Regions from separate parts of the Mus musculus genome. Here regions 2 and 3 are each linked to region 1. The links are chromatin loops, found by intact Hi-C in ENCODE. Cell type or tissue: heart. All regions are shown on one strand.

Evidence for each region. A loop is a pair of places that touch in the nucleus more often than their neighbours do. Peaks named below come from ENCODE experiments on the same cell type or tissue, not always from the same donor. Only the 100,000 strongest peaks of a DNase experiment are listed, where the experiment ranks them.
Region 2: a loop joins it to region 1, with 2.3 times the contacts of the local background. A loop is called at or near these places in 4 of 42 quality-filtered maps.
Region 3: a loop joins it to region 1, with 5 times the contacts of the local background. A loop is called at or near these places in 6 of 42 quality-filtered maps.

Annotation. Positions count from the first base shown.
Region 1 is chr19:16,430,667-16,438,666 of GRCm38, reverse strand. It overlaps Gna14 (guanine nucleotide binding protein, alpha 14), which reads right to left and starts at 3,000. Exons shown (of 7, transcript NM_008137.4): 1 at 1,850-3,000. The coding sequence starts at 1,973. In heart, CTCF peaks have their summits at 3,025, 3,679 (motif pointing left) and 4,865 (motif pointing right); DNase peaks (open chromatin) are centred at 2,706, 3,086 and 3,486; H3K4me3 peaks cover 2,263 bases; H3K27ac peaks cover 398 bases; H3K27me3 peaks cover 2,737 bases.
Region 2 is chr19:16,060,361-16,068,360 of GRCm38, reverse strand. It overlaps Gm32026 (a long non-coding RNA gene), which reads right to left and starts at 4,248. Exons shown (of 4, transcript XR_001782649.1): 1 at 4,176-4,248. In heart, no CTCF peak of the experiment used is centred here; a DNase peak (open chromatin) is centred at 4,260; H3K4me3 peaks cover 1,022 bases; H3K27ac peaks cover 622 bases; H3K27me3 peaks cover 449 bases.
Region 3 is chr19:16,353,775-16,361,774 of GRCm38, reverse strand. The region is part of intron 5 of Gnaq (guanine nucleotide binding protein, alpha q polypeptide); the gene reads right to left. Among named protein-coding and RNA genes, the nearest start is that of Mir496b, 43 kb to the right of the region's middle. In heart, CTCF peaks have their summits at 2,690 and 7,996 (motif pointing left); no DNase peak of the experiment used is centred here.

The DNA of each region.
Region 1 (8,000 bases):
TTAGCTTGAGAACTGGACTACACCACAATCCATCTTTAGATGGAGGGAACCTGGGTTTTTAAGCCCATACTTGAAGCTCCGTTAGCTCCGTAGGATTTGGAAGTGAACAGGAAAATTGTCACCATAGTGATGGATAGTCTCAGCTGGGAGACAAGAACAGGAAGTACTTCAGGGAGCCAGAGTGGGACAAGAGGTAGGAAGGCCTGAGGGTTCAGTTACTGACGCTAAATGTGACTTATTTGTATGTCTAGGTCTGTCAAAGAGGCCTATTAGTAATACACTATGGCTCGGCTTGCTACATAATTTGCCTTACAAGGGGCCAGCCTCAGTATAGTCCTAACAGTCCTTCACACGAATCTAAATATTTCCGAGTGAACTAAAGTTTAGTCTGCCCTTGACAAGAGACCGTATCCATCTGAACTCAAATGAAGGCATAGTTAATCATCTTAGTGTTCACGTGATACTCCACACTTGACAAACTGAACTTGATGACAGACTGCAGGGTTCAGCTAGAGTTCCCAGGCCTATTCCAAGTCTGGGTGAACAGCCCTGACCCCAGGGGTGGAAAGTGGCCCTTCCTTCCCATCCCCACCCCACACTCCACCCACTGTAGGAACCTCGTAGGTATAGCTGTGGACCTCAAGCTACTGTCCCCAGCGTCTTTACAGCCTCAGCAAACAGCTTTCCTTGGTGCTTACTCCCCTAATCAGGTCTCTCCTCACTGGCTTATAGTAAGCTAGGAGTCCTTTTGGCAGGGACTTTCCTCTGGCCTTAGAGAAGAATCAGGAGTGTGGAATCTGGGTGGTCAGCCCTTTGAACTTGCAGGTTTAAGGAAAACCAAAGGAGGCCCTTTAAACTCAGCAGTAGCCAGTTACATAGTGGAGGGCTTGCTCGGGTGTGAAGGCAGTGCAGGCTAAAAGCCCTCTCCTTCAGTCAGTCTTCAAAAGGGACTGCTTAATTAAATAATTAAACAAATGGTGAAAGAGAGGACTCCAGCCTGAAAGGACAGAGGAAATGCAAGCAGCTATTTTGGGGGTGGGGATGGGGGTGAAAGAAAAGGGCCAGTGTCCAACAATGGATGGGGGCTGAATGACACTCTACAGGCCAGAAGAAAGAGATCCTTGCCTTGGGGGAATTAATCAGACTTTAAACTCTTCTCTCTTTGTTTTAAAAACACTTCTTCAAAGGCCTTCTAAAAGCCTAAGGAGGCACTGGTAGAGATAGCCTGGACATTGAAGTTAAACTAAGGTGGGCCAAGGGAGACTTAAAGCTACTCTCTTGATGCAGGCTCCGGTGTCATCAGCAGAAGGTCCTGGTGTCAGAAGAGAGAATAGCAGTAGGGGTGTCACTTCCGAGGCGCACTTGCTATCATTTTCCCCTTTTCTCCAGTTTGTCAGTTTCTAGGGTTTCCTCTACAGTGAGGACAGAGCCTTCCCACCATGACCATACCTGGCAGGTAAAAACTATGCTGCACGTGGCCCCTGCAGTCAGACCCTCAACAAGAACCGAACCTAAACTGCGAGGCAGGCCGTTCCCCACCACCCACCAACAACTAAGTTTGGGGGTTCCCGCAGCAGCCGCCTGCTGGGAGCCCAAGGGCAAAAGCGAGCAGGCCCCGGGTTGGGGGGGGGGGGAGAGAAACTGACAAGGGTCCAGGAGTTGAGCCCTGGCCTGCTCTGAGATATCAGGAGTCTACGATCGAAGGTGGCCCAGCTCCCCAGGTGCAAAAAGACCGGTTCCCTGAAGGGACATAGAGAAACTCAGCACGCCACCCGGCAGGCTTGTTGGGACGGGAAAGAGCCGGGACGAGAACACCAGAGCTGCGCGCTGGATAAAGGCGGCCACTCACCCAGCAACAGCAGCTTGAGCTCCCGGCGCGCGTCCTTCTTGTCGCGGCGAAGCTGCCGCTCGATCTCCGCGCTGATGCGCTGAGACTCTTTCTCCTCCGCAGACAAACAGCAGCAGCCGGCCATGGCTTGCCACCTCGACGGAGCGACAGGGACCTGGAGCTTAACGCCCGGCCGCGCGGATTATCCGCGCCAGACGCAAGGTTTGAAGAGGAAACCACCTGAACCAACTATGGTATGGAGAAAGAGGCTCGGATCTCCTAGGCTAACGCTTTCTCGAAGGCAGTTCCGAGGTCAGGCGAGTCCTGAGCGCTTGTGTGGTCCGGGATCAGGCACCCAACCCCGCGCTTGGGAGGGAGAGAAGAGCGAACTGGGCAGTGTGATTGGCGCTGTCTCCAGAAGATGTGCGTCCCCGGACACTGTAGCTGGGTACCCAGGTAGGCAACGCACACCGCGAATCAAAAGTTGGGGCGTCGGTGCTGCTGCTAGAATGGTCTCTCCGGGACTGTAGGGTGTCGCAGGCTAGCAGCAGGTGTGGCCTGGCTTGCAAATAAAGGGCCAGCTAGTCCCTGTTTGCAAAGTTCCGAAAACCTCAACCCGTAGACTTTTGCGGAATGGAAGGTTCCTCCAGCACTGACCGCTCTATGTGACAGGAGGGGGCGGAGCGTCTCGAACCTGCAGCCAAGGCTGCAGGAGTTGCCTGAAGTCCTACCCCAAGCCGACGGTGCCTGGGGACAAAGGATAGCAACAAGAGGCTGGGTCGCAGAGTAGTCTCACACCTGCCTCCTTGGCGGTGGCGCCCTAGTGCAGGCAGGGCCACTTGCCAAGCTTGCTGTAACCAGCAGACACTGGCTGCCAGCCCCCTTCCCGCTGCCAGATCCGGGTTCCGACAGGTGAGGGAGTTTCGTCAACTCCCAGCCTCAGTGCCAGGGGTGGAGGCAGCGCACTAGCAGACCCGAGCCAAACGTCTGCAGCCCGTTCACACACCGCATGCCAGCAGCTAGGCTCAGGCCTCTTTTCCCACCTGAGGCTGAGCTTTGCCCACCAGCTTCTCCACCGCTCACACTTGGGGTTTCTAGACTGGCTCCCTCTGCTTCCCGGATGCCACAACTCAATTTGGGCTTAGTGCAAGCCTTGGGTCAGCTTGTAGTTTGCCTGCCTAGTGCAGATGGGCCTGCTGGCTGGCGTAGGAACTGCAGCTGCCTTCCGGGGTCTGGCAAAAGAGCAAAGGGCTAGTTAACGCCTCCCAGCCGGTCCTACCTCCTGGCACCGGATGAGGGGGCCAGGGACTGGAGGGGTGAAGGAAAACGGCTGGCTGCTTTGCATTTGATGATGGAAAAGACTTCTGTTTGTAGAAAGAGTTGGCACCTTCCCGGCACACCTGGCCAGTTCCCTGCCCAGCCCTGCAGCCAGACTGCCGCCTCGGGACAGCTCCTGGAACTCTGCGTGTGGATGTAGGAAATCTGAAAGAACCCCTGACAACTCAAATGCACAAAGTTTGCACAAAGCAAACTACTCTGATTTTGTCTGTGCAGATTTAAAGGTGCGGATAAGGGATCCTCGGGACCAGAGCAAATCTTCTTTGCCTTCTATTCAAGTTGGCATATGACATGTGCACGGTTACGGAATCAGACGCTAATTCTTCCTCCGTGAAGAGCAATGGAAGCAGAAGTGGGGCGCTGTGGTCATTATATAAGAACTTGGCAGCTAATGTTATCTGGCTGCTAAGTCTTATTTACTTTACAGTTTAAGAAGTGCGGACCAATCAGGCTTTAAAATGCCCTGTATTTTAGTATCCTTCCAAGCATAATTGACGACAACAGTGTCCCCTACTGGAAAGTTTCTGGATTTTTTTTCTCTCTGTAATCTGTCACCCACTTTTCCCTTTAGCTCCTACAGGTGTTGAGAACACCACCATTGGCTCCTCAAACTAACATCTCAATCACGGCTTTTAGTCTTCCACAGATATTAAAACCAGAGCAAATCTGAATTCCAAGTTAACTGGAATAACTGACCTGTTCAGTCTCCAGTTACTAGCCTTCCAAAACAGATCCTGACAGATCGTCCCTGGCGAACTTGGCGGTACCTACCGGAACCCTTGGTACCTACCGGAACCCTTCAGTGTTCCCATTCATTTGATCAAACCCGTATTCCTTGTATAGGACACGGTGCTGAAGAAGTCCCACAGGTTTATAAGCAAAGATCTCTATCTTCAGCTAACAATACAAACTCAATGAGTAAAATGTCAACAGCAGGAAATAAGCCAAATTAACTATGTTTGGTCCACATAGGACAATATTATGTATCCATTAAGGTGATCTATGAGTAACATTATGTCCCAATGAATAACACCTTAGGATGTTTGGGTGAATGACAGCCTGCATACAGCATCGTGGTGTCACCATCTACCTCAGGGCTGGGGATGTAGCTCAGTGATAAAGCCCTCTGTGCATTTAACATCCAGCACTGGAAAAAAAATCATACCTTCCAATGATAGCATAACCATTCTAGCTTGTATAAGAACACTTGGAAGCATCCATATGCCATTGTAGCTGAGTAGCCACGAACTCAGTACACTGCATTCCCACCGTTCACTCATGACGACAGAAGAACAACAAACTGGGGAGAATCTTCAAAACACATCCGGCAGAAAAGACAAGGCACAAACATATAAGCAGTACAACGGAAATGGTATGGGGAGAATACACACCTGCATTTTTAAGAGCATAGAGTACTTATATCAGGAAGGTTAGCTGCTCTGAGTCAAAACTGGCTGGCTGATTTTAAATTATCTGATAGAGGTACCCGAAGCCCCTCCCGTCATGTTTAGATTGCACTTTCCTTAACCGTGAGCAGAGCAATGGACTAGAATCCATTCAGGGGACTCACCCAACTCTAACATTTAATCATTTCTTCAATGATTTTTCACACTTAAAAAAAAAAAAAAAGGCAAGGGATTGTAGAGCTGGCTTAGCAGTTAAAAGCCCTGGCTTAGGACCAGGTTCCATTGCCAGCACCCACTAGGTGGCTCACAACTGTAAACTCCAGTTCCAGGGAATTCAACACCCTCTTCTTGCTTCTGCATGTGCTGCACACATGTGGTGTGCAGACATACATGTAGGCAAAATACCCATACACATAAAACACATTTTTAAAGATGTTAAAATAAATGTGAACTTTATTTTGGGGGACATCAAAAGCTCCTGAGAACCATACAACGGACAGCACAAGGCAGTTAGTTTCCTATTCCTGTACTTATTTGTTTCTCTTTCACATCATCTCTCAGACCTAGGGTACGAGATCAGGATGATTTCATGACATGATATTTGAAGCACCTTTCCAGGAAAGGCTGGCTTTAAAGGAAGCGCTTACTCATGGGCAACACTTCTCCTCATCATTCCCATCTACTTTAGTTGCACCTCATTACTCACAGCCCCCATCTTGGCTGCCAAGTGCTGAGCTTCACAGTCAGATAACTGTACGGGTCCTTAGGATGCTCACTGGGCCCCTGCCAGCCTAATGCCAGCCTAATGCCAGGTGCTGGGGATTCTGGTAACAAGATGTACTGAGCTGTGGCCCACCCGAAAGAATTAAAGTTGAGACCTCACTATCTTGTTTTCCATAAGAAGCATCATTCCATGATAGTGGCTTTCAGAAGCCAAAGATCGTGTATCTCCTTTAGCTTAACTTCCTTGCCTGCCCTGCTAACGAATCTCAGACAAATGTACTGTTGTGTCCTCTGAAGGCGTTGGTGCACCCTGTCCCCTTTTCCAGGAATGCCATCTCTTACTTCAAGCAAAATTAGGTCACTTCTTTTCCAAGCACATCTCTTCTGAGAAGACACCTCCACTCCTCCATTAGAAGCCTTCGTCCATCCCATCCCACCCTAGCACACCTGTCTATATCTGCTAATTCATGTTACTCACAGGTAGTTTTTCTTGTTTAACCTGCTAGTCTTATACTAGCAAGTCTTAGCCAGGATGCACAAAACTGAAACCAAGGGTGGGAAAATCACCTAAGATGATTCTACTTGTAGTATAAAGTGGTGGTGGTGGTGGTGGTGGTGATGGTGGTGGTGGTGGTGGTGGTGGTGGTGGTGGCGGTGGCATCTAGCCAGGTATGATGCAGGCAAAGCTGAGATTTCTACATCTTCATCTGAAGGTTGCTAGTGGAAGACTGACTTCCAGGCAGCTAAGGTGAGGGTCTTAAGCCCACACCCACAATGACACACCTACTCCAACAAGGCCATACCTTCTCATAGTGACACTCCTTGGCCCAAGCATATACAAACCATCACAATGCTGATGATAAAGTGAAGACGGAGAAGGTGGAAGCCAGAATATGAGTACCTGCTTTAGAAAGAGGTTGCCCATGTACGCTGCCCACTCTCCCCGTAGAGAAAATTACTTCCCCGGTTGTAATGCAGAGCTATAAGGAAAGGTACATCAGAGAGCTGGAAAGATGCTGTTCTCTTTGAGAAATATATTACCTGAGAATTTAAGAAGTACTATGCGATTCAGGTGTGCTGTTTCTAGGGATACACATGGAGCACTCTAAGTTACTGTATCCCAGGGTCTGCACATTCATGTTTACTGATGCATAGTCACATAGTCACAACAGCCAGGGCATGCAACCAATTTAGGAGTCTACCAACAGATAAATATGTTTTATATATATATATATATATATATATATATATATATATATTCACCCATAAAATCAAAGTATATTGTTTATTAGAAAAATGGATGTAACTACAGATGACCATATTAAGCAAAATAAGCCAAATACTGACATAGAAATAGAACATTTTCTCATATTTGTGAGTCCTAGAGCTTGGGTATCCACACCTAAATATCTACATGCACAGAAACACACACATATATATGCAGACACACACATGTACACGAACAGAGAAACAGAGAATAAAAGTGTGTGTGTGTGTGCATGCGTGTGTGTGTGTGTGTGTGTGTGTGAGAGAGAGAGAGAGAGAGAGAGAGAGAGAGAGAGAGAGAGAGATTGCATAAAAGAGCAACCCAGTGGATGTTTGCAAAGCTAATGGCTCTGAAGCTTTATGTCAGTTTTCCAGCTGCAGTTGTGACTCATTCCTGGGAATGACCAGTATTTCTTTAAAGAAAAAAGAGTCAAGGTATAAAGAGATGACAGTGAAGCACCTGCCATCTGCACCCTGCCCTGGCACCGCCATCCGCACCCTGCCCTGGCGCCCCAGATGAGCATATCTGTGTGCGATGATCATAGAGATGGCCTGAGTGCACGTGTGGGCAGTAACTCTTAGCGTCAAGGTCAATGGGCTTGCTCCTCCACAGCCGGCACAGAGTGGGAATGACTCCTGCTTTCCCTATTCATTTTATTGAGTCTGATGTGTTTCCAGTTTTCCATTCAGTTTTCAAGTTCACTGTGTTCTCTGAAGCGGCTTGACTCTCTCCCCCTCAGTCTGGGACCCACTCTTATCATCATCTGCAGCTCAGCAGGTGAAGACTGATGGAGTAGTGCTGGCTGTGTAGATGAGGGGAATAATAACTGGTGTGCACAGCATCTATTTTTCTATGGGAATCAGCATGTCAATGTATTGCTCCACACTATTCTCTGTTGGAAGCCCGCAGACTGTTTATTCAATGTGTCCAATGGGGAGAGCAAGAACAATGGACACAGAAGGCTGTCATCTAGCACACATGGCTGTGAATAGCCAGGAATGGGTATCCATTGGTTTGCGTATCTGACTTTTTATGAGAGTTGAGGACTTAAAGAACTGAAGAAATGGAAATCTTTAAGAAGACAATCTGGAGGTTTTTATCTTGCTGACTTTCTTTTCAATTTTGCTTGCTTCACACTCTTGCCACTCTTCTGAGTAAACAAATACTGACACTCTAATACAGTCACACACACACACACACACACACACACACACACACACACACACACACACCCTTCTGTACACTGTTGTGCTCTTAAAATCATAGATAAGCATAAATAAGAACATACACAGAGGAACGCTGTCACATTGATGACAGTATGTTTTCTCTCTTCTTCTGCCTCATTCAGGAATAGCATGTCCACCTCTGGTTCATTCTTGTTTGTAGTGTCATGCTGTTCTGTGTTGGGGACAGCTACCTCTGGTTCATTCTTGTTTGT
Region 2 (8,000 bases), 370 kb after region 1:
AGCAAAACCTAAACAGAGGCCAGGGATAGTGGTGAGTTCCTGCTATCAGGAAGCAGAGGCAGTGACTCATTATCACAAGTTCAAGACCAGTCTCCAAACAACAAATATCAGGCCAGACTGGGCTACATTAGAAACCTTTACCCCAAACCAACCAAACCTGCTAGGAGTCACCAGAAGAAACACCCTATTATAAATAAGTCAATCTTGAGTCAGTTATCATCCCATATGCAAAGATAACCCAAATGAATCATAAATAAACATTTAAATGTTGATTCTAGCTTGTGGTCACAAACTAGGCAAATTTACATACAAAACAAAAGAAGTCACTTAAAGATCAAAAATTGATATGTTGGACAGCATCAACATTCTCCCTGTGAACACACTATTACAAGCAAGAAGAGCCAAGCTATGAACTGGGATAATGCATTGGTAAATTATTAATTCTACAATGAATTTGCAACCAGATGTATGAACAACTATCACCAGTGAGTCAGAAAATTACACCCTAATTTATTTATTTTTCTCTGTTCTGAACAACCTAATCTTTTAAACTGAGCAAAGAGATACACAGATAGCCAATAAACAAATGAAAGATGTTCAAGGTCCTTAATTACCAGGAACGCATTAGAATGTAAAGAGAGCACACTGTATCTGTCAGAGTAGCTTAAAAGTAACAAAGAACTCGATGGCACTCAAGGCTGTGGAAGATGAGGAGCCACAAGAGCTCTCAGATGCTGCCAGACAAGATTCACAAGGGCACAGCAGCTTTAGACAAACCTTCAGCAGAGAATGTTGATCTTCAAGCGAGTCCAGGCAGCCAACGGGGAACTGGTGGGGGCTAGGGCACCCGACCTGTTCCTCTTCCTGTGTAACTATTTTGGTTTTGAATTCACTAAACATTATGCTGGCCGCTCAGTCCAACAGCAAATGTCATTGTTTTGCATTTTCAACCTGCTTTTCCTTCCTTAATGTTGACTAAGAAATAGGGAGTTGGAGATATCTGGGTACTGATGTCAGATACAACCAAGTATCTACAGCGCCTTGGATCCATGACCTGTTCTAGGAATGGCGTCTACTAGGAATGCAAATGTTATTGCTTATTGAGGTTCCTGTGTGAGCCTATGGAAACAGGAGGAAGAAGAAGGGAAGGGGAAGAAAATAAGAAAGAAGGCAGAAAGCTAAGCCCCATCTACATGCCCGTGATTCATCAGGCTTCTGAGGGCTGCACTAAGGGGGGTGGACTACGCTCTCCACAGGGCAGCTCTTCAAGCAGGTTAACCCCACTCAGAAGACCCTTCCAGAAAAAAAAAAATCCTCTACCAACACACTTGTCTTATTGGATCTGCATCTTCTACCGCATGTTATTTTGGCTCTGGGAAACAACCTTCCCTCACTCTGGATTAAGAAATAGATCAGAAACAGTCAACTGGAGAAGCCCTGACAGGTAATGCCAAGGACAGAAGAGCTCTGCTATGGGAAAAGAAAAACAAAAACACTGAAACATTAGACCCTCTTATTATGACCTTACTTTCCAAATAAATATTTCACTTTCTTTGCCTTTAAGGAAACCACAAATATAAGATTATGATAAAAGGGCAAGTAAAACTTGGTTTTGATTTGATAACAATAAAGACAGACGGGAGCCTTGACAAATTACAGTCAAGGCCATCTAAAGAAGTTGTTTTGTGATATAGGATGAGGGGGTCATATGTTTCATCCCTTATCATTCCACAAACCAAAGGAAACCAAGTTCTGAGTGTGAAATCTGAGTTTTAAATGTTGAACAAAACTCAAATATTGCTAAGACACTGGGCAGGCCAACTCTGTTCAAGCTAAATACAACAGGTTTGGAGGCCCGATGGGGACTGGCAGCCACCACTCTGTTCTCTGATGTAGACAGATGAAAAATAGCTCAAGCTACCTGTTTCACCTGTGTGTCCTAGTGAGACCTCCCAGTTCCTAGTAAGCTCAAGGACTGACTTACCTCCCTTGTGGGAAAGAAAAGTACAAATTATTCTGAAGTCCCAAGAAGATAATAGGAATAGAGTATTTGTTATAGGCTAGTTGTCCTTCTAATTTTTTCTCTCTCTCATACTAGCATAATTCGGCAGCATATGCATTAGAATTCCTCCAGGTGGGAAAAAACCCCAAGCCCCACCCCCCAGTTCCCCTATGATTTATGTAGTCAGAATCTATGCTGGTTGAGAGTCTAGGAGTTAGACTGACTCTATAATAGGCAGGAAAATAGGTAGGCAGATGGGCCATGGATAGATATTAAAGATGGTGAACTTCCAAGATGGCTGGCTTCTTTCTTTCCCTCATGACCCGAGACAAAAGTCTAGAAGCTGAAAACAAAGACTTGTGGGCTTTTTTCTTCTGCCAATAGGGCCTCCACTGATGTGGTGTTTCAGCAACTTCAAGGCCAAATTAGGACATGTCTTTCTCCAAACTCCCCAACCCTGAAATAGGGGAGGAAGACCCTTCAGAAACTTAAAACAAACAGTGACTTAGAATTCCGATTGCTGTGATTAAAATAGCAAGGTGGGGAAGAAAGGGTTTATTTGACTTAAACTTCCACATTGTAGCCCATCATTAAAGGAAATCAGGACAGGAACTCAAACAGGGTGGGAATCTGGAAGCAGAAGCTGATGCAGAGGTCATGGAGGGGTGCCACCTACTGGCTTGCTCCCCATGGTTTGCTCAGCCTGCTTTCTTATAGAACCCAGGACCACCAACCCAGGGATAGCACCCCCCCCAACACACACACACACACACACACACACACACACACACACACACACACACAAACGCACACAATGGGCTGGGCCCTCCCACATAGATCACTGATTAATAAAATGCCTTCCAGCTGGATCTGATGGCGGCTTTTTCTCAATTACGATTCCCTCCTCTCGGATAATGCTAGCTTGTGTCAAGCTGACATGAAGTCGGCCAGCACAAATAGTGTTCTAGATTCCTCCACTGCTACTTGTCACTCTGGAGACTTTTTTTTTCCTTTTTTATTCTTTAACTGATGGAGAGAAAAAAATTTAAGGTTCTAGACCATAACAATTGGGCCTCCTGTGAATCCATGTTTAAAGATTTTTTAAAATATTTTTCCTTGTCTTACGTGCATGCAAACATGTTTGCACTTGAGAACAACATTCAGGTGTTGATTCTAGCCTACCACCTGAGTGAAAAAGAAAATGAAATAAGAAAAGAGGAATGTGAAACCAAAAATAGGAACAAGAGTTGTACACCCTGCCTGTTACTGGGAGACTGAAACAGGAAGAACATACCTTGCAGGTTTAGGGTTCTGTTTGCAGTTAAGACAAGAGTAAGCTCCTGTTTGTGTTATACCTGTTTGACCTATTGCACTGGACATGTTTGATCACTAGTGGGCAGAAGGTATGTGGACAGGAAATATGTCAGGATGTACGCTTGCCCCGAATGGACATGATGGGAAGGAAACACAGTGGCCTGGTGGGGTTTAAACTGCTGCAAGGTGTGACTGGTGGCCATTTTCTGGGAACCCCAAAATGGACCCTGACATACATCTTCCTGGACAGTATTTAATTAAAGCTTGCTATAAATGTGGTAGTGGTCCTTTCCCCCTCTACCCCATGGGCATGACTCCTCCTAGAAGATTTTATTGCAGATACAGGGGGTGAAAGCAGGCAGAGGGAAGAGTCCAGGCTGAACATGGCTGACAGACCAAACCAGAACATGAAGGAGAGAGAGGGAGCAAGAACAAGAGCAAGGGAGGAACATATGGCCATTAGAGGCACCCAGGTCAAGAGACCAGAGTATCCAAAATGGCTAAGTTATATAGGGATGAGACAGGGGAAGGGAAGCAGAAGTGTGCCCCTCCTGCTCCCCTAGAGGTTTGGTGTAGCAGACTGGGTGAGAAGTGCCAGAAGGTCCTCAGGTACTGAACACGTGTCCTGGGCTTCTTTGAGACCTAACACCACTACGCAGTCTGATCTTTCTTGCCTGCTACAGGAGCAGCCCTAAGGTTCCAGCCACGTTCCTCCCCATCTCAACACAGATGTACTAAGATTGTGGCTCAAAAAGGGCTGCCAAACCAGTGCTTCCACTCACTGAGCCACCTCCCTGGCCAGGATCAGCATTTTAACAGGATCAAGACATTCTAGTCCACACAGACGTTTGACACTCACCGCATCGGACCTTCGAGCCTTTCAGACGAAGGGTTGTTTGCCCTGGGAATCCATTTTCCCTTATAGCTAAAACTGACAGGGAAGAAAGTCTTCGAGCGCCCTCTGGAGTTCATCATAGGAACTGGGCAGCTTTATAGTGAGGGCTTGGTTTCTTTTTTTGTTCAGAGACATTAGGTGTTAAAATACCACGTGTGCTTTTGAGCCCTTACTAACACCAAACATTGTGATTAGGAATTCACACCAATTATGTCATTCAGATTATCACGCAGGTACTACTATTCCGCAGTTCAGGTGTTTGATCACCTCCTTTCCACATGCTTTTCCTTGGCGTCCAAGACACCCACATCCTTTTTTGTTTGCCTCAGGTCCCTCTGGTCCTTCCTCTTCCGTCTTTGTCTTAGTACCCATCTCCCAGATCTGTTCATCTTCCCCCAGGGATCAGTCCTTGGTTTCTTTTCCTTGTGCGCTCAGCTTCTTAATGAATTCTTTTATCCATATGTCAACAAACCCCACATTTCTATCTTGTGACCAGCGCGCCTCTTGAGACACTCAGGCAGCTGCCTTCTGGACATGTCTGCTGGGACGCCTCAGAGACGCCACAACTGTGTCTCAAAACAAAGTTTTCCTTTCTCCCTTAAACCTCTTCCACTTGAGATTCCTCTTATCTCAGACGATGGAAATTCTCTCCCACTTCAGTCGAGTTGTCATGAATTCATCTCATTCACAGACCTGCTCCGTCCCATAGCCTTCTCCTGGCTGGGAGTCTTGCTACAGCCCCCTCCTTGGTCTTTTTTATCAAACTTTCTTTCCAAGAGACAATTCTCAGGAACCAGAATGGCTTTCATAGAACGCTTCTGAGCTCTACCTAATGTCCTACCAAGCCTCCGGTTTCACTCTGATAAATGGCCCTAAAGGCCCTGCCCAGGCAAGGGTCCCACTGCTTCTCCGACTCTGGCTCCTTTCGCATCCTTCTTCATCCACCCCACTCCAGCGACACGGGTGCTCTTCCTAATACATGCCGGGTAGGAGCACCCCTCCCATCCACTCATCTAACTCCCAGCTCCTGCAAGCACCTATTCCAGCATCACCTAGTCCACAGAGTCTACTCTGTCATTTCTGTTTAAACTTGCAACTTGCCCCTCCCTTCCAAACCCCTTACCACACTGTGCCCTGTCTGTAACATGTTAATGGCTTTCCAACATATTGTCTAATCTAATGGTTACGTTCCTGGGTACTAGTGTTCGTTCCACTAGAATTTTTAACCCCCAAATAGGCAGATGTTTCTGTCCCTTTTGTTTACTAACATGCTCAATATATAGATCACTGACTGAAAGATTTTTAAAATGTCTGGTGAATAAGACATGGCCACATCCTTGACCCTGAGTGCTTCAGTAATTTATTTAAAAAGTAAGTCAGAATAATAAGCATATCTGTTCTTATAGCATTGCAGTCCTATGAAGCCCGGTCTTTGTAGCTTCTGCAGAGAAGGAATGACATACATCGGGGCTGTCTGTCCTCACACACCTCTCCTGGAGCGAAGCTGAGGCCCCACCACTGTGCCTTCCATAGCAATTCAGCACATGGCTGTCTTCTTTACCTGATTTACCTAAGGCAACAATGCTGAGTTACTTAGAGAATTTTCCCTCCAAGCAAAAAGTCATGTGTGGCATTTTCATGGATGATTTCTATTTAAATATGAGTCCCAAGAAATTGTAATTCACACACACACACACACACACAGAGAGAGAGAGAGAGAGAGAGAGAGAGAGAGAGAGAGAGAGAGAGAGAGAGCTATGTAAAGTTGCATTCGGTGGGTTTTCTGTAAGGTTCTTCTGAGCAGGACTGTCTCATCTTCAGATATATCTTCATAAGAGAGGCAACAAACAGCCACCCTGCAGTGTCCTGAGTTGCCAGCGGCTGTATTTGTCATAGGGAAGCAGGCCTGCTGTACAAAGGGCGGTCCCCGGACCTTGTGTTTCTTAAGTTTTCTTGGCCGAATTGACCTGAGTTGCTAGTGCAGATTTTGTCTCTTAACCCGAAGGTGCGTTGATTCCTGGAGCCTTGGGATTCCGAGAGAAGCCGATTGCTGCGTCCTTGCTTACTAATCACTGATCCCACATTCTGTCCTGACCGATGCCAACCTGACCCAGGTCCTCGGGTGCTGTGACCATGGCTGCCGCCATCTGGCTTTGCAAATAAAAACAAACCCAAGGGATTGCTCAGAACTTAATGAATGAAGCATTTCTTTTCCGTAATTTGTTTTTACTTCTAAAAAATGAGACTCCCAAGAAGCACTGCCAGAGAAATGAAAGGATAGGACAGGAAAAGCCCTGCCCTCTGAAAAATCTATCAAGTGCGCCCACACAAGTTCCCAGCAGTCCGACCACACACAGTTCCTCAGATTTATAGCTTAATCTTGCAAAAAATGGGACCGGTTGCTTTGAGAAAAACAGTTAACTGGACAGATTGCCTGAGGGTGAAAGGGTGACTTCTGCCTGGGTCCGTGATTAACTTGCGCAGAGCGTGAGTATCGATCTTAAAAATAAAAACAGCGCAGCGGCATAAGATGCCCATCGCAGTCGCCATTGTACCCAAGGCGGAATTAGTTTTCAATGGGAGGGAGTCACTTCAGAATTTGCTATATGCCATGCTGCTAGCTAGCGCTTCCTCTGCAGGGTACTTTGTAATTGTTAACACAAGGTGAACCTGAACTGAGGAAACGCTTGCTTCCCATGACCCCCAGGACGCCACACTTGCCAGGCTGCATTTTCACCTTCCTGGCCACCACTTCTCAGTCTCACCACAGGCTCCTGACCCACAGCTAGGGGACCGCTACCTGGAGTATCATTTGATCTCCACTCTTGCCAGTAGTCATTTCGGCCTGTCTTCATGGCACTGAGTGTCCACTAACGAGCCATGCTTTTTTTTTTTTTTAGACCTGAACTTACCCTTGTGATTCAGGCTGCTCTAAAACAGACTCACTTCTATTTCTGTATCTTTAAAGGAATCACAATTCAAAAATGTTCTGCACCAAATCTCTGAATTCTCCCCCTTTCTCTGAAAATCTTTCTCACCTCGCTATCGACTCCTATGATCTTGTTGCTTTGTCTAAAATCCTGCACTCACTTCTGCCTCTCACAATGCCTCATGGAGTGTTATTCAGAAAATCCCTGCGATAGTCATTCGAATCCTGTCCAGAATCCAATCACTTCTCAAATTTCTAGTCTAGTCAAAACTGTTGTCTGTAAATAGTCCTCCATCTGTCCTAATCAACTCCCCAAGTATCCATGCACACTTACATACATACACATATACCTACACACAAACATATAGACAGACAGACATACACATTTGGGTGGATGGATGGATGGGTGGATGGGGCAAAGTTCCCCAGGCAAACCACTCAACCAACCACTTTATTTCTTTTCTCTGGTTTATACTTTCTTAGACAAAAGGTTCTTTAGAAAATTACCTCAGAGATAAAATGTTACATAGAATGGGAGTTACAGAGGGATGTTGATATTAAGTGCAAAGCAGTGTTTCATTACAATATACTCATTAAAAGTTCAAAGCCATGGTTTTTTCATGGCCTTGCCTTATCATAGGGCACACCTATAACTTTATTATTAGACCTAAATGGTTTTTCTTGAACACAAATTTGTCCCAAGTATATTTCTCTTTTTAGCATGATTCTGAAAGCTCATTATGTTTCTTATTATGCAGCCTTTACCTACTATTCTGAGGAGTGGGCACATTCTATTCTTGATTCTAACTTTATTACATCTTTCCAGCAACTAAGACCATCTCTAAAAACCTTCCTATAAT
Region 3 (8,000 bases), 77 kb after region 1:
TGCACAAATAAACATACTGAGTTTCTGAGGCCTGTGACTTCTCCAGCCGAGAGCTCAGATCACCAGATTCAGTATTTTCTGTGTGCCTGTGTTGTTTGTCTTTCTTTCCTTGACATTCCCATCAAGGTCCTGAGGCTGTGCAAGAGCAAGGCACAAACTCTTTAATGTTAGTGAGCATGCCTCAAGCTTAGATGAAACAGGACCACAAGGTATAGTGAGAGGCACTTAGGAGAGCTTGGTTGTTAACCAGGCAAGACTTGTCTGTCTGTCCCAGTTTCCTAAGAGTCCCACTCCACCTTACTATAAGATGAAAGGATCCTGTGACAGAAATACTAGTAAGAGTCAGTATCTTCAGCTATTTTTTCAAATAGAAGATTTTATTACTCACCTCTTCATTTAAGCCTGCATCTACTGCAATTGAAGTAGCATCGTTTTCTAAAGCTGTCATTTCTAAGGACTGGCAATCTAAATCCAAGGCAATGAAAACACCATTTAATTCAATGGCTTAGGCTTTCCTAAAATGACCCTGGATAGATTCACTACTGTTCTGAGAAATGGACAGCCATTTTAATGCTCACTCCCCCAGGTAGCTTTTAAGGGAGAGATGAAAGCTTTGGAGAGAGCCTTCTTCCTAAGTATGTTCTACAGTAAATGTGAGGCGTAAACTGCTTCCCATTAAAACATCCACAGGAGTGGTCCTCAAAGAATGGGGCATTTCACCCCAGGGGTTCCTGGCTACAAACTCCTTTCTTCTGGGTAATGGAGCACCTTTGACGTAAACAGACTCTAAACATCTAGTAGATCCTTAGGATTCTCTTTTATCATTGTTTAGGGTCTTCCAAGAAGGTACTGAGATCTGTGGATGCTTGAAACTATATAAATGGTGCAGCAGTTTTCAGGTAACCTGCACATCCACATATTTTAAATAATCCCTAGAGCAACTGTATCATTAACACAATGTAAATGCTCTCCGAATAGTTACTTAAGTAACAGCATCAAGAACAGCTTGTATATCAAGACCCCCCCCCATTACTAAATACTTTCCATCTGTGCTGTGTGAATGTGGATAACAAACCTGGGGTACAAAAGGCTGAACACACTTACATAAAGTTATGACAAATGATAATATTTTTCTCTTGTCACTGGGACATGTCTTCCAGATCAACAGCTGTTGGGTAACTGTACTACATACAAATATGTATTTTAGAGAAATGTTAATACATTTCTCTAAAATAGTGTTTTCCAAACTATTGGTTATGGTAAAATATAATTAATATAAAATTAGTCTCCCAGTATGGCACATATTTATTCTATTCAATTTCACTGTGTTCTCCACAGATATTCCAGTCTTCTGCATTGAAAGCATCTGTCACAAGAGCTATAACACTACCTGGGAAGAGAATGCTCTCCTGCCACCAGAAGCTCCCTACACTCTGCTAGCTAAACAGCTACAACCCCATCCCAAGCGCTGCTGGACAGCCCTGGAGCAACAGTGGTGGAGGCACTTTCCCCTCCCTGCTCGTGCCCTTTCCCCTTCATTGAACCCTTCTGCTGGGCTGGGCCAGAGGTACACTGACAGACAGATCAGTAATCAGCCATCATCAGAGAAGTGTCCCCCTGTAGTAGCTGGAAACAAATATAGAAATCCATAACTAGACAATGAACAGAGTTAAAAACCTCCAACACTCAGTCCTAAATGGATGCTACCACCAAATCCCTCAGGGGTCAGGAGGACATCATGGACACAGGCCTTCTCAATCCAGCACGACTGAGGTATCTAGGAATTCACGGGGACGATAGGAACATGCATAGGGATAGGAACATGCATAGGGCCTGCAAAGGTCCTAATGCTGAGATGGGAAAGTGAATGCAAGCCCATTCTAACCCAGAGGCTATCTCCAACTGATACCAATTGGCAAAGGAAAAAACTGTTTCCTCCAATGGAGTCTTACTGGGTGCATACCCCACATTTAAGGGTAGGCCCCATGCGCAGTAGTAGATGGCCAAGACAAAATGAACTCAATGGTATTTTGGAGATTTTCTGTCTCATAATGCTTTGTCTGGGCTTGCTTGCTTCCTTTCTTTCTTTAAATCTTACAGGTCTTTTACTTATACATTATGGCTTTTGGTTTTGTGTTATGGCATTTCTGTGTGTTTGAATGTGTGTCTCTGCATCTATGTTTCATGTGCTTTTTCTTCGGCTTTTTTTTTCCTATTTGTTTTGTCCTATACTGCTTTGTTCTTATTGTGTGTGTGTGTGTGTGTGTGTGTGTGTGTGTGTGTGTGTGTATGTGTATGTGTGTGTGTGTGGATAGGAAGGGGGAAAGGACCTGGAAGGAGTTATGAGAGGGAAAACCATAATAACAGCAATTTATTGTATGAAAAAATCTATTTTCAGTAAAAAAGTAGATGGCTGTGTGGCTTTCGTAATTGAAGATGTAAGGCTTCAGGTGACCGTGTACAAAACCTCCGAATGTGGCTGTTACATAACCAGTAAATGAACAAGCAGGTCCTATGATCCCCATGTAAGCAACGTATATGCAATCTTTTAAGATAGCTGAGTTTGTTTCGGAAAACACAGTAAGAAAAGCCCTGAGCACTGGTTAGCCAGGATAGGCGGACATTCTAATGGGAGTAGAGGGCATTTGGGGTGGTTGAGCAGAGGCAGCCTGCAAACCTACACTGCCCCACTGTGGCCACAAGCAGTAGACCTTGTAAGAGACAACGGTTTTTCTTTCTTGGTAATAATAATTATAAATAAGACCTTTTACTTCCTGTGATTTCAAGTTGATGGCTATTGCCAGGACAACTAGGCAGAGCAGCAAGGAACAGGGGCTTCATAAGAAACTCTCCTACCAACCAACCAAGAAAGCCAGATTACCCAACTGAAGTTACCAGAAACTGTGGCTTGTCAAGGGAAATGCTCAAATTAATCTGAAAGGACTAACTTGTCTTTTAAAAGCTGGCTGCAGATGTGTCAGGCTGAGATAGACTCATCCACTACAGAGAGCTTGGAAATTCCCTCCTGGAGACTGCACGGTAAAAGACTTCTCTAAGAGGCAGGTAAAAACCTCACTGCAAAATTAAGTCCAACCCTCGGTATCACTTGTCAGTCAGTCCGTCTGACCGGTATTTCTGCGTGGAGCTGAACTGTCAAGCGGTTAACAAAGCTGAATATAGAGAGGTCTCTGGGTGAGGGGACAGCTAAGGTCCCTGATAAAGGTGGCAAGAGCATCCCATTTACAGTTAAAGGGAAGCTTGAAGGTCTGAGGAGAGAGAGTCAGAGGAGACCCTGCTTCAGGGTCTCTAACCACTACGGTGCACCTCACTCCTGTAAGGGCAGGAAGTGCAGGAAGCAGACACCTTGTAAACATTTGCTAAACAAACAAATGCAGCTGCCAGGTTGGGAGGGTTGACACCATCTGTTTGCACCCAAGCACCAAGGACTGGAGGTGGCTGGAAGGGTAGGTGTGCCTAGATCTACTCTGTCCAGATTAGATACCCACTTGCAGCTTGCGCAGGCCAAAGCCCATTAGTGGTTTTGGCGAAGCCAAGACTAAAACTCAATTTCTTGCCCTTGCTCCAGGGCTTCTAGTTTCCTTGGTTTGTTAGATATATTGTCTCTTGTAGTTCTGAAGTATTTCTGAAAACTCACTGAATTTTGCCTTTTAAATTCAAAGTGTTTTTAAATTTTGTCAAATTTCTCTATCTGCACTCTCTTAGGGCAAGCTGTAGTTGCTTTTCTTGAGGACTTTTGCAAATGAGGGAGGACTTGAGACTGTCTGATCTTGAAGTCACACTGCTCAGGTACATTCTTGCTCGTCTGTGTACTTGGGGTTGCTATCCTTCCTCCTTACAGCACAGGGCGGCACTGAGACCATGATAGCAACAACAGAAGCCACCACAGTCAGTCTTGAAACATCAGTGTATCAGAAGGATTAGAAAGTTCCCCAGACAGTGGAATGTCTAATGATATTAAATAGCCTTGCAGACTTACTGAATGGAGCTACAATTTCCTAATTTGAAGCAACAGAATTTAAAAAAAAATGTGAAAACTCTTGTCATGAGTTTATCTTTAAGATCTTTTTTTTTCCTTAGCTATTGGGATTTTTATGTCAGAGTGAAGGGAGATTTTTTTCCCTTGAAAGCAAAATTTTAATCTTTTCTTGAATCCTCAATGGTTGAAGAAGCATGGAAGGGCCAAGTTAAAGGGGCATTTGGGAGAGCATGCTAGCAGCTTGCCGCTGGCAAAGCTTACATGCACTGCCTAGGGTCAGCCAGGACGGCTGGGTGTTTCCCAGCATTGACCTTACTGCTATAGAAATGCTTTACTGTCTATAGTGTCTCTCTGAGGGAACCAGAAGTTCCTTAGAGATGGGGATGGTGTCTTGCCCACTAGAGTTCCACACCAACAGACCAAACCACAGTCACCAACCAGTTCCTAGGATGCTCCTTCCATAGGCCTTGACAAAACAGGTACTTCACACGAATCAGCTCATCTCAACTTTAACCTCGCTTTAACGATCCCAGGAAACAGAGCAAAAAGGCTGAGCTGTTCCCGTGCTCCTTCAAAACTCTGTTGCTAGCCATGAAATACTTTATCAGAATTTTGGTGGCAGATACAATGTGGTCCTGGGTGTGGCCAAACAAATGAATAGGATTTAGAGGGGAATAGAGTCCTTTACAGGAAAGATGTGGAAAACGTAACCGTATAGATTTATGAGCAGCTACAATTACAGACGGCAACCTGAGCAGATCTCATCAATATCCATGGAAGGCTATTCACCGTCTAAACATGTTAACCCCTCATCTACAACACAGCAATCACTTTGTACCTGTTTTAAGAAGGTGCTTGGATGAATCCTCATATAATATAAACCCCATAGATACCTGTACCTCATAGAAATGATATGATTCCTAACTTGAATATATGAAATTTGAAATGATTTAAATGATTCAAAATCTGAAACACTGAATACTGACATAATTTGAAAATTCTCTCTGACCTCATGTGAAACACTGCAGTCAAAACTCACTAGAAATGTTATATCAAATTGCCTTTATGCTAACTATATATGTTTATACATTATAACAGTGGACCCTGATGCCGGAAGCAGCCCAGCGACAGAGCACAAAGCTGTGGGCTGGATTCCAGCACTGCAACAACAGAACAACAGAATCGGAACTGCCAACAAAATCCAAAATGGACAGGAGATTTGGCTCAGCAGTTAAAAGCATTTGTTGCTCTTGCAGAAAACCCAGGTTCAGTTGTCAGGACCCACAGGGTGGCTTACAAGCATCCATTTCTAGGAAATCCAACTCTGTCTTATGAACACTGAGGTCACTACATACATATACTGCACATACATACATGCAAGCAAAACTACTCTTACACATAAAATAAACCTAAGAAAGAATTAAAAAATGAACCCCAAACACAAGACTAAGAGTCCTGAAATGTAAGACCCTAAGGAGCACTCAAACCTTTACATATGTAACAACGCCAATATGTAACTTATAAACCTAACACAGTAAGACGGTAAAAAGAACAATAGTGTAATAGAATGATTGTGGCAGCAATAAATAAGCCATTGCTTATTTATGAATATTTTATTTAGAATTTCTGCACCACAAAGAAGAGCAAATAACTGAAAGCAGAGAACAGAAGTCACTGCTGACTGATGGGGTCCTCCAGGCTTCATTTGGAAACACTCAGGACGCTTCCTACCCCTGTAAGCGAGAGCACACACACACACACACACACACACACACACGCTGGCTTTCACTGTGCTTCTCAAAGCTGTTCCCTCATAGCCTCTGACTGCAGCTTGCTAAGTGCTCTGGCTTCTTCACCAACCAGAGGTTAGAGTCTAAGATGTACAGGCTGAGCTCACACCTGCAAACTAACATTGCCCAAGACCTGGTATCCAACTATTCTCATGAGATGGAACCTAAGAGTTAGGACTCTGAGCACATTGGAAACAAGCACATTGGAAACACGTTACACTCTTCCAGTAAGTGAGGATCTACCTTCACAAGCACAAGAAACAAGGCTTTAGCTTTCATTTACTTGCTTTCTTTCTTTTGACAAGGTTTAACATTTCTACTTCTGTGCCAAACATTTAAAATCTCAAGCTCAGTGCTGTTCCCTTGACATTGCTAACACCTGTGGCTAAGATGGCCACTCTTCTTCCCACATGCTATATCACTTGGCAGTTCTAGAGTCCACAGTAAGCAGACTGGGCTCAGGCATGTGCCCATTCTTCAACATATGTCCCAGGAAACATGTGCAAAGGCCACAGGCATTTTGTTGATAGCAGAAGAATGAAATGAAGGAAAGGTGAGTGTCTGAGGCACTGGTTAGACATGACCAGCAGAGCTCAGAAAAGGGGAGTGGGGCTTTAGCCTGCCTTTGTGTTTTTCAACTACTGTGTACTGTGATAACAGCATATTTGTGACTCTATAGTTGCCGATACCCCTCTTTTGTGACGCGGTGGCCTTACTGTAATACAGAACTATCAAGGGACTATGTTTCTGTTTTAACCCCGGCAGTGGACTATGGGGCTGCTTCAGACGGTCCTCAGTGGCTGACTACAATTTGTTTCACGCTTTAGCAGGAGCGGGATTTTGCCAACTGCAGATAGTTCTGCGAATGTGTGATGCTCGGAATTCTGGGGGCTTTTCAGAGACTATATAAATGTTAGAGCCCGAGTAGGTGTATGGGTTATAAGTTGATGCTGGTTTCAGTTTGTTAAGTTGTTGTGTGCAAAGAAGAAGAAACAACAACAAGAAGAATCCTGAGAGCAAAGATCAAACTTGCCCTAAGGAACTCAGCACTCCTACTCACAGGAAGTAGTCTAACAATAACATTGTCCCTTCCCCTCTATCCTTTCTGTCTGTCCAATCTAGTGTTAGGGGGCTGTAAGGATGGAGGAAAAAAAAAAAAAAGAACCCACCAAGTAGCCAAAAGCCTGGCTACAGCTTACCATTTGTGACGATGCTAACTGACACACTTTCTAAAAGGCAGCTCTATGTTTTGAGAGCAATTCCTATGGTAAGAACAAATTACATGCATGACAAGGCAAATAAACTGAGCAGGACTCAGTTACGATTCAACAGACAGGCAGATGTAGTGGATGCTATGGGGAACCTTGGAAACATGGGCAGCTGACTTAGGGGAGACAGATGAGAACTGTGTAGAAGTCAATAAATGATCAGCAGGGCAAGTTGCTTTGGAACACCTACACAAATATTCTACAAATGAACTGCCTGTAACAGGTCATCATAAAACAATTGCATTTTTTAAAAAGGCTTATAGGTTATTAGAAATGCTGATACCAGTGAAAGTTGCAAAGTTTCTAAAAAAGTGATTTGGTAAGTCAATTTCATCTCATGCCAGAACTATAATGTGAGTTTCTATCGATTTTATGATCAAAAAGGGGAGAAGGGAGACCCCCTGAAATAAGAAAAGCCAAGTGAGTCAAGTTTCAAGCTTTCAGGCAAGAGTTTATATTTAAAGTGTCCACTTTCATTAAGTCATTTCCCAAGATTAATGGAAAAATTAGTGGAAATTTGATTTCCTAATCTGCATTTAAGGGTTCTTCAAAATACATACATACATTCATACATACATACCCTGAATGTATCTGCAGCTTCCTTTCTCAAGAGACAATGCTACACTAACAGGGCCTCTCATGCACTCCAGACTCCCTGGGAAGCTAATATTGTTAATAGTCAGCCTGGCATAATGGGTAATGGGATCAACCACCAGATGGGAACAAAAGCCCTGAACCAGACTACTATCAGCAGTGGGACAATGGAAATGGACTACAGCTCAAGCCTCAGAGGTAATTTCTATGTCAAATATTCTACAGATGTCAGTACTCTGCCCAAATTAACATAAATGGCTTGTCTGTTTGAATCTTTGTTGTTGTTCAAACAACTTGAAAATTTATTTTCAGCTGTATGAAAACATTTGATGCTGCAGTTAGGGCACCACC